Linked DNA regions of Homo sapiens: region 1 is linked to region 2. Evidence: read pairs that join two places in POLR2A ChIA-PET (ENCODE). Cell type or tissue: PC-9. All regions are shown on one strand. Region 1 overlaps SPTBN1 (spectrin beta, non-erythrocytic 1). Region 2 overlaps SPTBN1 (spectrin beta, non-erythrocytic 1).

Region 1 (5,000 bases), 64 kb after region 2:
CTGGGATTACAGGCATGAGCTACCATGTCTGGCCAATTACAGCATTTTATTTGGTCCCATTTTTGTCATTCATTTCTTAATGTCAAATCCCAGCATTAAAAGTTATTTTTCTTAATTTTCTATTTCTAGAAAATTAAATTGTTATTTTAGTCTCTGATAATAACTGTACTCTTAATTTTTGCCATGGCACTTATTGTATACAAGCAAGTTTATTCAGATTAGTCTCTTTACAAAGCGAGCCTTTGTAAGATTAATAACTTCATTATAATTGAAAGTCAAAAAATAATTCACAGAAGAGTGTGAAAAATTCTGTTATTTTTTTTCCCTACACAAAATGTACCATCTGGAGTTATTCTGCAGCCAAAAATACATCAGGAGATAAGACTTTTTTTATGGTGAAGGGAGGAGGGGAAACTAAATCACAAAGAAGCCACCACGATGAGATAATAATGCACAACACTGAAATCTGAGAAAAAGGGTCCAAGAGATCATTCTCAAAGCTTACACTTAGCCTGTGTGATCACACAGGACCTGTGACACACCACCTTTTATAATGAAGCAAGAAATAGCACTCACTGAATGAAACTAGAGGAGAATTCAACACACTGCCAAAAATAAAAAATAAAAAGAAGAGGATTTTAGGAAGAAGACTACAGTATGAGTCAGACATCACGGCAGTCCAAGGTGAAAACAGAGAGTCACTGACTCTCAGGGGTGCAAGGGACCTCCGAAAGGTCCTTGGTCTCGTCTTACCACTGGCTGCCTTTAATTGCAAGGAAATCACTTTCCCGCCCTAGTCCTCAGTTTCCTCATTTGAAAATTGAGGCATGACGGTAAGGCCAGTGGGTCTCAAACTTGGATGGTCACCAAAATCACCTAGGAATTTCAAAATACAGACTCCTGGACCTAGTGACTAGAAATTCTTATTCATAAAGGATATGATGGGCCGGGCGCAGTGACTCACGCCTGTAATCCCAGCACTTTGGGAGGCTGAGGTGGGCGGATCATGAGGTCAAGAGATCAAGACCATCCTGGCCAACACAGTGAAACCCCGTCTCTACCAAAAATACAAAAAATTAGCCGGGTGTGGTGGCAGGCGCCTATAGTCCCAGCTACTTGGGAGGCTGAGGCAGGAGAATGGCGTGAACCTGGGAGGCGGAGCTTGCAGTGAGCTGAGATCGTGCCACTGCACTCCAGCCTGGGTGACAGAGCAAGACTCCGTCTCAAAAAAAAAAAAAAAGACACAGGAGGAGACCATCAAGTGAATTAATATCACTATATTAAAAGCCAATTTAAGAATGTGAAATTCTGACCAACTTTTGACTTTGAGTATTTCATAAAAGATACTGCGACATCCTAATGATACATGACTTCACTGATTCATTTATTCATTTATTGTAACACTAGAAAAGCAATGGTACTCTAGTTTAGTGGGTAGACTGACATTAATAATTATTAATGAAGAAATGTGACATTAGATAATATTGTGAAGGAAAAGTATGCAGCTTTGTGAACACATGTCTGAGGAATTGTACCTAGGCTGAAAATCAGGGAAGGCTTCTCAGAGAAAATGATGTTGGTATTTCTTAAGTTGTGCAAATATGCAAAATAGATCTACATTTATTGAATCATCATTACTCTGCACTGCGATTCATTGTACAGTAGTAGTATGTCATGCATATAGTAAATGCAAACAAGTACACATCAAAGGTGCGCAGTAATTAGTCCTGAGAATAATGTTTTCCATTAATATTATATTGCTTAATTTCATTACGTGAAAACTTTTTCTGATAATAGACAAAATTAAATGTTGGAAACCAAGTAATCTATTTAATTTCAAAGGGAAAAATTGTGCTGATTTTTGAAAAAGTTAAAAAGCAGCAAAAAAAAAAAAAAAAAAAAGAAATCCTAATGAGGAAATCAGAAAAAGCTATAGAAAAACAAATTTTATACATGAACAATATAAACTGTGTATATTACCTAATACCAAAGTAAACCAGATTCAGAATTGATGGTTATGTAAGAACTAGCTCATATAAAAATAAGATGACATTATTATATTGCTAGCCTCAAAAACTGGTCCTCAGCGCCGTTTGATAAATGATCTCACGTAAATGACTCAGAGCAAAAGTACCAACACTTATGTTTGCTTGTTACAAAGCAAAAGCAGTTTTTTCAATACAAGCATCAGAAGACCCCGGCAAGGCTCTTGCCACCACACCTGGCCTCCTCCTGTGTCTTCTAAATCAACATCAAAATCTAAATTATCATCCCTTTCTTCATTTCTTCTGCAGCTTCTTCTATGGTTAGAACTTAGATTTTCTTTTTTTTTTTTTAATTTATTATTTTTTTTTAATTGATCATTCTTGGGTGTTTCTCGCAGAGGGGGATTTGGCAGGGTCATAGGACAATAGTGGAGGGAAGGTCAGCAGATAAACAAGTGAAAAAAGGTCTCTGGTTTTCCTAGGCAGAGGACCCTGCTGCCTTCCACAGTATTTGTGTCCCTGGGTACTTGAGATTAGGGAGTGGTGATGACTCTTAACGAGCATGCTGCCTTCAAGCATCTGTTTAACAAAGCACATCTTGCACCGCCCTTAATCCATTGACCCCTGAGTGGACACAGCACATGGTTCAGAGAGCACAGGGTTGGGGGTAAGGTCACAGATCAACAGGATCCCAAGGCAGAAGAATTTTTCTTAGTACAGAACAAAATGAAAAGTCTCCCATGTCTACTTCTTTCTACACAGACACGGCAACCATCCGATTTCTCAGTCTTTTCCCCACCTTTCCCCCCTTTCTATTCCACAAAACCGCCATTGTCATCCTGGCCCGTTCTCAATGAGCTGTTGGGTACACCTCCCAGACAGGGTGGTGGCCGGGCAGAGGGGCTCCTCACTTCCCAGCAGGGGCGGCCGGGCAGAGGCGCCCCTCACCTCCCAGACGGGGCGGCTGGCCGGGCGTGGGGCTGACCCCCCCACCTCCCTCCCGGACAGGGTGGCTGGCCGGGCAGAGGGGCTCCTCACTTCCCAGTAGGGGCGGCCGGGCAGAGGCGCCCCTCACCTCCGGGACGGGGCGGCTGCCGGGCGGAGAGGCTCCTCACTTCTCAGACGGGGTGGTTGCCAGGCAGAGGGTCTCCTCACTTCTCAGACGGGGCGGCCGGGCAGAGACGCTCCTCACCTCCCAGACGGGTCGCGGCCGGGCAGAGGCGCTCCTCACATCCCAGACAGGGCGGCGGGGCAGAGGCGCTCCCCACATCTCAGACGACGGGCGGCCGGGCAGAGACGCTCCTCACTTCCTAGATGTGATGGCGGCCGGGAAGAGGCGCTCCTCACTTCCTAGATGGGATGGCGGCCGGGCAGAGACGCTCCTCACTTTCCAGACTGGGCAGCCAGGCAGAGGGGCTCCTCACATCCCAGACGATGGGCGACCAGGCAGAGACGCTCCTCGCTTCCCAGATGGGGTGGCGGCCGGGCAGAGGCTGCAATCTCGGCACTTTGGGAGGCCAAGGCAGGCGGCTGGGAGGTGGAGGTTGTAGCCAGCCGAGATCACGCCACTGCACTCCAGCCTGGGCACCATTGAGCACTGAGTGAACGAGACTCCGTCTGCAATCCCGGCACCTTGGGAGGCCGAGGCTGGCAGATCACTCACGGTTAGGAGCTGGAGACCAGCCCGGCCAACACAGTGAAACCCTGTCTCCACCAAAAAAATACGAAAACCAGTCAGGCGTGGCGGCGCGTGCCTGCAATTGCAGGCACTCGGCAGGCTGAGGCAGGAGAATCAGGCAGGGAGGTTGCAGTGAGCCGAGATGGGAGCAGTACAGTCCAGCTTCGGCTTGGCATCAGAGGGAGACCATGGAAAGAGAGGGAGAGGGAGACCGAGAGGGAGACGGAGAGGGAGACGGAGGGAGAGGGAGAGGGAGAGGGAGAGGCGATTGTTTTCAATATTTTATTTTTTCTGGTTCCTTACTGAACGGAATAACAATGTCTTCTTTCTTTCCACATTCTGTGCAAACTTCAAGTTCATAGGCGCATGGTCTACACACTGTGTGATAAGAATCCTTCACTGTCTTTCATAAACATTTAACACATTTTTTAGGTTTGATAATGGTTTGTATTTTTTGTATTTTACACGACACTCAAGAACTTCTTTATAGCGCTGACATACTATATCAGGAAGTTTTGCATTAATTTTCTTGGTCTGAACACTCTTATCAAACTTGTCATTTTTGAAGCTAAACGTATTCTGGTGCTTGAGGCCTGGAATGAGCCACATTGCGCCTTTCTGGGAGCTTGTCTCCGACACAACCACCCCACGCCGGGTACAGGCAAAAGGATGAAGGGAAAACCAACGAACTACTCCCAGGAGTTAACACTTCTCTACTTGTCCTTTGAAATTCTATCCTATAAAAGGCCTCAAACATCCATAAGCATAGAGGAATAGTGGCACCCTGAAGAGTTACCAGGATGGCAACTACAGAAGACACTTGTCATCAACGCTGGCTTTCCTATTATTCCTCTTAGCATTCTTTTTCGGCTTTCCAGCTTCCCATATTCCTGTTCTTAGGAGAAGTTAACATTTCCTACCTTGCTCTCTGAGCTTGAGGAAAGAGAATATAGAAAATGGCAAAATAAAAGTGTGAAATGTAATTAAAAATAGCAGATGAGTACTAACAAAAAGTCTAAAATTTACTGACAATGGGAAAGGAAGGAGAGCAGGCCTCTTCTGGCAGTCAAGAGCAGGACTGAAGTGAATGAGAGGAAAATAAACACAATTCCCAAGCATATAAAAGTCCTAGGAGGGCCCCGATAATTTATTTCTCAGAGAAAGGCAGTTAATACCGTGCAGTTATCACTTGCCAACAGACATATTTGGTTTTGTTTTGTTGTTGAGACAGGGTCTCACTCTGTCCCCCAGGATGGAGTGCAGTGGTGCAATCACAGCTCACTGCAACCTCTGCCTCCTGAGCTCAAGTAATCCTCCAACCTCAGCCTCCCAAGGCA
Region 2 (5,000 bases):
GAAATTATATGAAGCCTCCTTTTCCCCCCAAAAGAACAATTTTCAAAAGCCCTACTGGCATAGCACATTTGACACTGGTATTTCTATGCCATTGCTACCTGCCTGCCACCTCTTTAGAACATCTCCTTTCTCCCCAGTGGCACCTCCCACTCAAGGCCCATGGCCTGGGCAGCTAGAAGCAGTCAGGAGCACTTCCCCTCCCCTCACGACTCACACTACTCTTAGAAAACCATGGGTGAGACCACTTCTCAACTTACAGAGTACCGCCCATGTAAGCATTTGAATCAGGGCTTGGACATGTGAAGCTACAGGAGAAAAAGTGGTTAAAAGCAGACCTGGGGCCAGGTGTGGTGGCTCACGCCTGTAATCCCAGCACTTTGGGAGGCCAAGGCAGGTGGATCACGAGGTCAGGAGGTGGAGACCAGCCTGACCAACATGGTGAAACCCAGTCTCTATTGAAAATACAAAAATGAGCCAGGTGTGGTGGTGGGCGCCTGTAATCCCAGCTACTCAGGAGGCTGAGGCAGGAGAATCGCTTGAATCTGGGAGGTTGAGGTTGCAGTGAGCTGAGATCGCGCCACTGCACTCCAGCCTGGGTGACAGCGAGACTCCATCTCAAAAAAAAAAAGAAAAAAGCAGACCTGGGACCTAAGAAGCTGGCTCTGCCAATTTTTAACCTTGGTTCTCTGTGCCTAAAAAGTTGGCATAATAATGGGACCAACCTCACAGAGGTTGAGATAATTTATAAATTATCTCAATTAATTTATAAATTAAGTGAGATACATGTCTACAAAGATACTATTATAGTACAGTCCTCGTGGCTATAATTGCTAGGCTTTATCTCCTCATAGGAGAAATTTCAAAAATTAATTCTATCCCACTTTTGGCCATCTCTTACTTCACCAAGGAAGCTATCAGCTGCACGATGTTGCGTTTCATGTGGAATCACAGAACTTAGGCTGGGAACAAGGGTGACCACTCCTCTGGATTTTTGGCAAAGGGCATTTCTCAGTGGCAGGACCAGTCCTCCCTCTGGGATGTACTGATACCCCTCCCTTCCCTTCTCTTTAACTCAGCCCATTATGCACTGGGAAAGGCATACTCAGAATCACATTTTATAGCAGTGACACCTCAGAGATAACCAGAACACAATACTTACTATGAAACAAGTTACAGAAGTCCTATATTTTAGAAAAGCCAATGTTTATTTGAGGTGGGGCTGTCAGATTTGATAGTTCAGGACTCAAAATAACAAGAAAAAAAAAGAGAGGACAAAAGATATTTTTCTATCCATAGGAATTATTATCTCTGTTCCATGAAAGATATGGATGGTTCTTTCTCCCTCTCTTTACACCTTCCCCCCATTCCCCCCACACCCATAAAACCATCTAAGTATACAGCCGAATCTGAAATAACAGGGCAAAGCTGGTTTCCATTTATATCCTTTTCCTGTTTCTTGCCTAACTGGTCATATCAGACCTGAATACAAAACACCTGAGATCACTGCTGAGGAGAAAAACGGCAAGTTACACTGGAAACAAGCACCCAAGGTCCTGGGGAATGAATGTAGTTTATTGAATCTTCTACCCCAGCCAAACCTTATCCCTGCATTCTTACCGTGTCTGTTATCTACACATGCAAAGCTTCCCTGCACAGACAAAAGAATGCCCCGGTCCAGAGGCCCTGGCTTTGCCAAACAGGTGGTGCTATGCCTGTGAATGTAACAGCAGCCAGAGCCAGGGCTGGGCTCCTCTGTTGCAGGTAGAGTGGTTAAAAGGAAAAGAACATCTGAGGAATGCAGTTGAGGCCAGGCCTGCTCTTGCCCAGAGTTCTTGGTTCTGCTTTTCACCTCCAACATGGAGGGGAACAGCTGACACACACAGGTGTTCAGAGCCATCCAGGCCAGAGTTTTACAAGAGTGATATGGGGCAGTGAGAAGATACTGTTCCCTGGGTAGCAGAGCTCATGAGAAAGAAATGGGTAAGGAATAAATACAAATCTATTCTTTGTGAAAATAGGCCTCTGGGTCCTGCCCTCAAGTATATTCACACCCATATTACCTTTTCCAGGAGCTGTGAAAAGAAAATGTGAAAAGGGCAGGTAGGGCAGGCACTTGGAGAGGGTAGGAGAAAAGAGAAAGGTGAGGGACATGCAAATCTCATCGTCAAGACATACTCCTCCCCTACAGAGAGCCCAAGTCAACTCATCTGACACGTTCTCAGCCCCATCCATGGGCATAGGCTATTGGAGGGACCCATGACATGGTGAGAACTGATTTCTTCTCTGCAGGGACTTTCAACCTAGCTGAGGAAATCAGACACACTAGGACACATGCATACACAAACACAAGGGTGTAATATGTAACAAATGACAGGTTAGTGACAGTAACAGCTATTGATAGTTACAGTAAGTACCATTCTAAATTAAGCAACAACTACATTTCTCTACTTGGCTGAGAAAATATCAGAGCAGGATTTCTTCCACACAAACACTCTCTGTTCCTATTCGGTCTTATCTATGCAATTTTAATGTTGCTTCTAACCAAATCCCTGCTGACATGTGCCATTCTAACATGAGAGTGTAGGTAATATAGTTGGGGGTGTGGGGTGTGTTTCTTGCTCTTTGAAAAACAGGTACCGATTACCCAGTTGCAGAGATATGGAACAACATGTGCAGCCCTGGTGTGTTAAAATGTGAAATATTTTAAGGGTGCAGTCATTTCTTCCTCCTCAGCACCTGAGCTTCTGCTGATCTCTCACTGAGATAGCACAGCCTCCCTGCCATAGGACTTTGCTAGGCAGCCACTCGCTGGGCACAGCCCCTGAATAATTCATGGACAGCCCAGTCACTCAGGAGCGCCAAGGCCTGCCAGCTGCCTCGTAAGTAGGAGGCAGGCTCCAGATTACTGTAAAATAAATACTATAGCTACCTCTGAGACCTTCTTTACAGACACCATAAAACACCCTTCCCTCTTTGCTTTATCTCCCCATTTTAAACCAGGTAATTTCTGGCAGGATCAAAGTACACCTGACTTTTACTGTAAGGAAGATAAGTCCCAAGGGGTAGGGAGAAAGTGATGTCCTCAAACAAGTGCATGACCAGGATGGCATTCCCATGCTCAGGCTACTGAGATGGCATGGGCAAAGACCAGATACTGTGCCCAACACAAGACAGATCCTCAATAAATGTCTGTCCCCATCTCTTCCTCCTAACTGTCCCCTCTGCTACACCCAAACTGATCAGTGCCCCACCTGTCTTGGGCTTTCCATGCCTCTGCTCTTGGCCCTCCCCTCACCTTTTAGTCCCAAGTCCATTCATCCTTCAAGCCCAGCTCAAAGCCTTCCCTTCTCTAGGAAGGCTTCCCAGATTACCCAGCTGGGATGATGGCTCCTTCTTAGAAACTCTACACCAGCACTGTCAGCCTCCGTCGTCCAGCACATATCATACACTCTATGAGAGCATTGCTTATCTCTTCTTGTGTACCAGTCTTATCTGCTTAATTAAAATAATGGAAAGTACACCAGACACAGACTCAAGAGAAGTGAAGGGCACACTCCATTCTCAGCTTTTAACACTGACTGGCTATGTGACCATGAGCCATTCACTTGGCTTTTCCAATGTTTTCCCTAAAACCAAAGGATCCGAAATAGAAAATCTCTGAAAATTGGTATATACATACAACAGAATCTTACTTAAAAGCAAGGAAATCCTGTCATATGCTGCAGCATGGAGGACATAATGCTCTTGGAAAATATTATAAACTGTTTTAGGACAGATACAAGTCTTTTTTTTTTTTTTTTTTTTGAGACAGAGTTTCACTCTTATTGCCCAGGCTGGAGTGCAATGGCACAATCTCGGCTCACTGCAACCTCTGCTTCCAGGGTTCAAGCGATTCTCTTGCCTCAGCTTTCCGAGTAGCTGGGATTACAGGCGCGCACCACCACACCAGCTAATTTTGGTACTTTTAGTACAGATGGGGTTTCACCACATTGGCCAGGCTTCTGACCTCAAGTGATCTACCCTTCTTGGCCTCCCAAAGTGCTGGGATTACAGGCGTGAGCCACCGTGCCCAGCCAAATGCAAGTCTTACAGAACCTTCACCCTATACCCCCAGCCCAGTATCTTTAAGGAACAGTTAAAAATGATTTAGCCATTTTTGAAAGCTGAACACTGATGAAAACAAGGACTCTGTGAGGGAGGTGGCACCATATGGTGACTCAGAGAGCCTATGCCAGCCTAGGTAACACCCCCTCATGCATACCTTAATCTTTCACAGTCAGAAGATGATAGCTGAAAGTCCTAACAGGTGTCAGAAGTTCCTTTTAAAAATTCCTCTATCTAAGCCAACCCATCTCATTTATAGTAAGAAAAATGAGAAATGAGGCACAGAGCCGTGTGCCCAGAGTTACAAAGCAAGCTACCGGCATGCTGGAGATTAGAAAGCAGGCCTTCTGAATTCCTGCTGCCATTTCTAGAGCAAACCTGAAGGAAGAGGAAGCTAAGCACAAAGGAAGTAGCGTGCATTTCTCATGCCAGTCAATGAAGTGGGCCCAGGGCTTGGAATCAGGGAAAACTCACCTTAATGTCCTTTCCCCACTGCCTTCCAGCATCCACCACAAAGGTGGAGCCAAAAGGCCTGTCCTGAGTGCTAGATGAGTGATATCTGTTTATGTTCTCTGATGTCCAACTTGCACCAGCTCAGAGAGAATGACAGCCCAGGATGCGGTACAAGCACAGCTTCCATGTCATCTTTCCAGCCCAGTGTAGAACCATACACAAAGTTGGCCTCAGCAAACTTTGTTGTTTAAAAATCCTTTTTCTCAGTTTTATACATTGATCTTTCCTTTATTATTCTTATGGTGTCCTGAGGAATAGCCTACTCAGGAGGCACTTAAAAAAATACCTGACAAATGGATTTATTCATCACAACCAGAATTATTTTATTTATTCTGAGATGGAGCCTCGCTCTGTTGCCCTGGCTGGAGTGCAGTGGCATGATC

What was found. Peaks named below come from ENCODE experiments on the same cell type or tissue, not always from the same donor. Only the 100,000 strongest peaks of a DNase experiment are listed, where the experiment ranks them.
Region 1: POLR2A ChIA-PET joins it to region 2 with 5 read pairs; 9 of 35 experiments call an interaction of 5 or more read pairs at or near these places.

The regions. Positions count from the first base shown.
Region 1 is chr2:54,484,073-54,489,072 of GRCh38, reverse strand. The region is part of intron 1 of SPTBN1 (spectrin beta, non-erythrocytic 1); the gene reads right to left. It also overlaps the pseudogene C9orf85P1. Among named protein-coding and RNA genes, the nearest start is that of SPTBN1, 30 kb to the right of the region's middle. RefSeq lists an enhancer at 4,165-4,675. In PC-9, no CTCF peak of the experiment used is centred here; no DNase peak of the experiment used is centred here.
Region 2 is chr2:54,548,094-54,553,093 of GRCh38, reverse strand. All of the region lies in intron 2 of SPTBN1 (spectrin beta, non-erythrocytic 1), which reads right to left. The region is part of intron 1 of SPTBN1-AS1 (SPTBN1 antisense RNA 1); the gene reads left to right. Among named protein-coding and RNA genes, the nearest start is that of SPTBN1-AS1, 8.1 kb to the left of the region's middle. In PC-9, no CTCF peak of the experiment used is centred here; DNase peaks (open chromatin) are centred at 1,583 and 2,763; H3K27ac peaks cover 2,599 bases.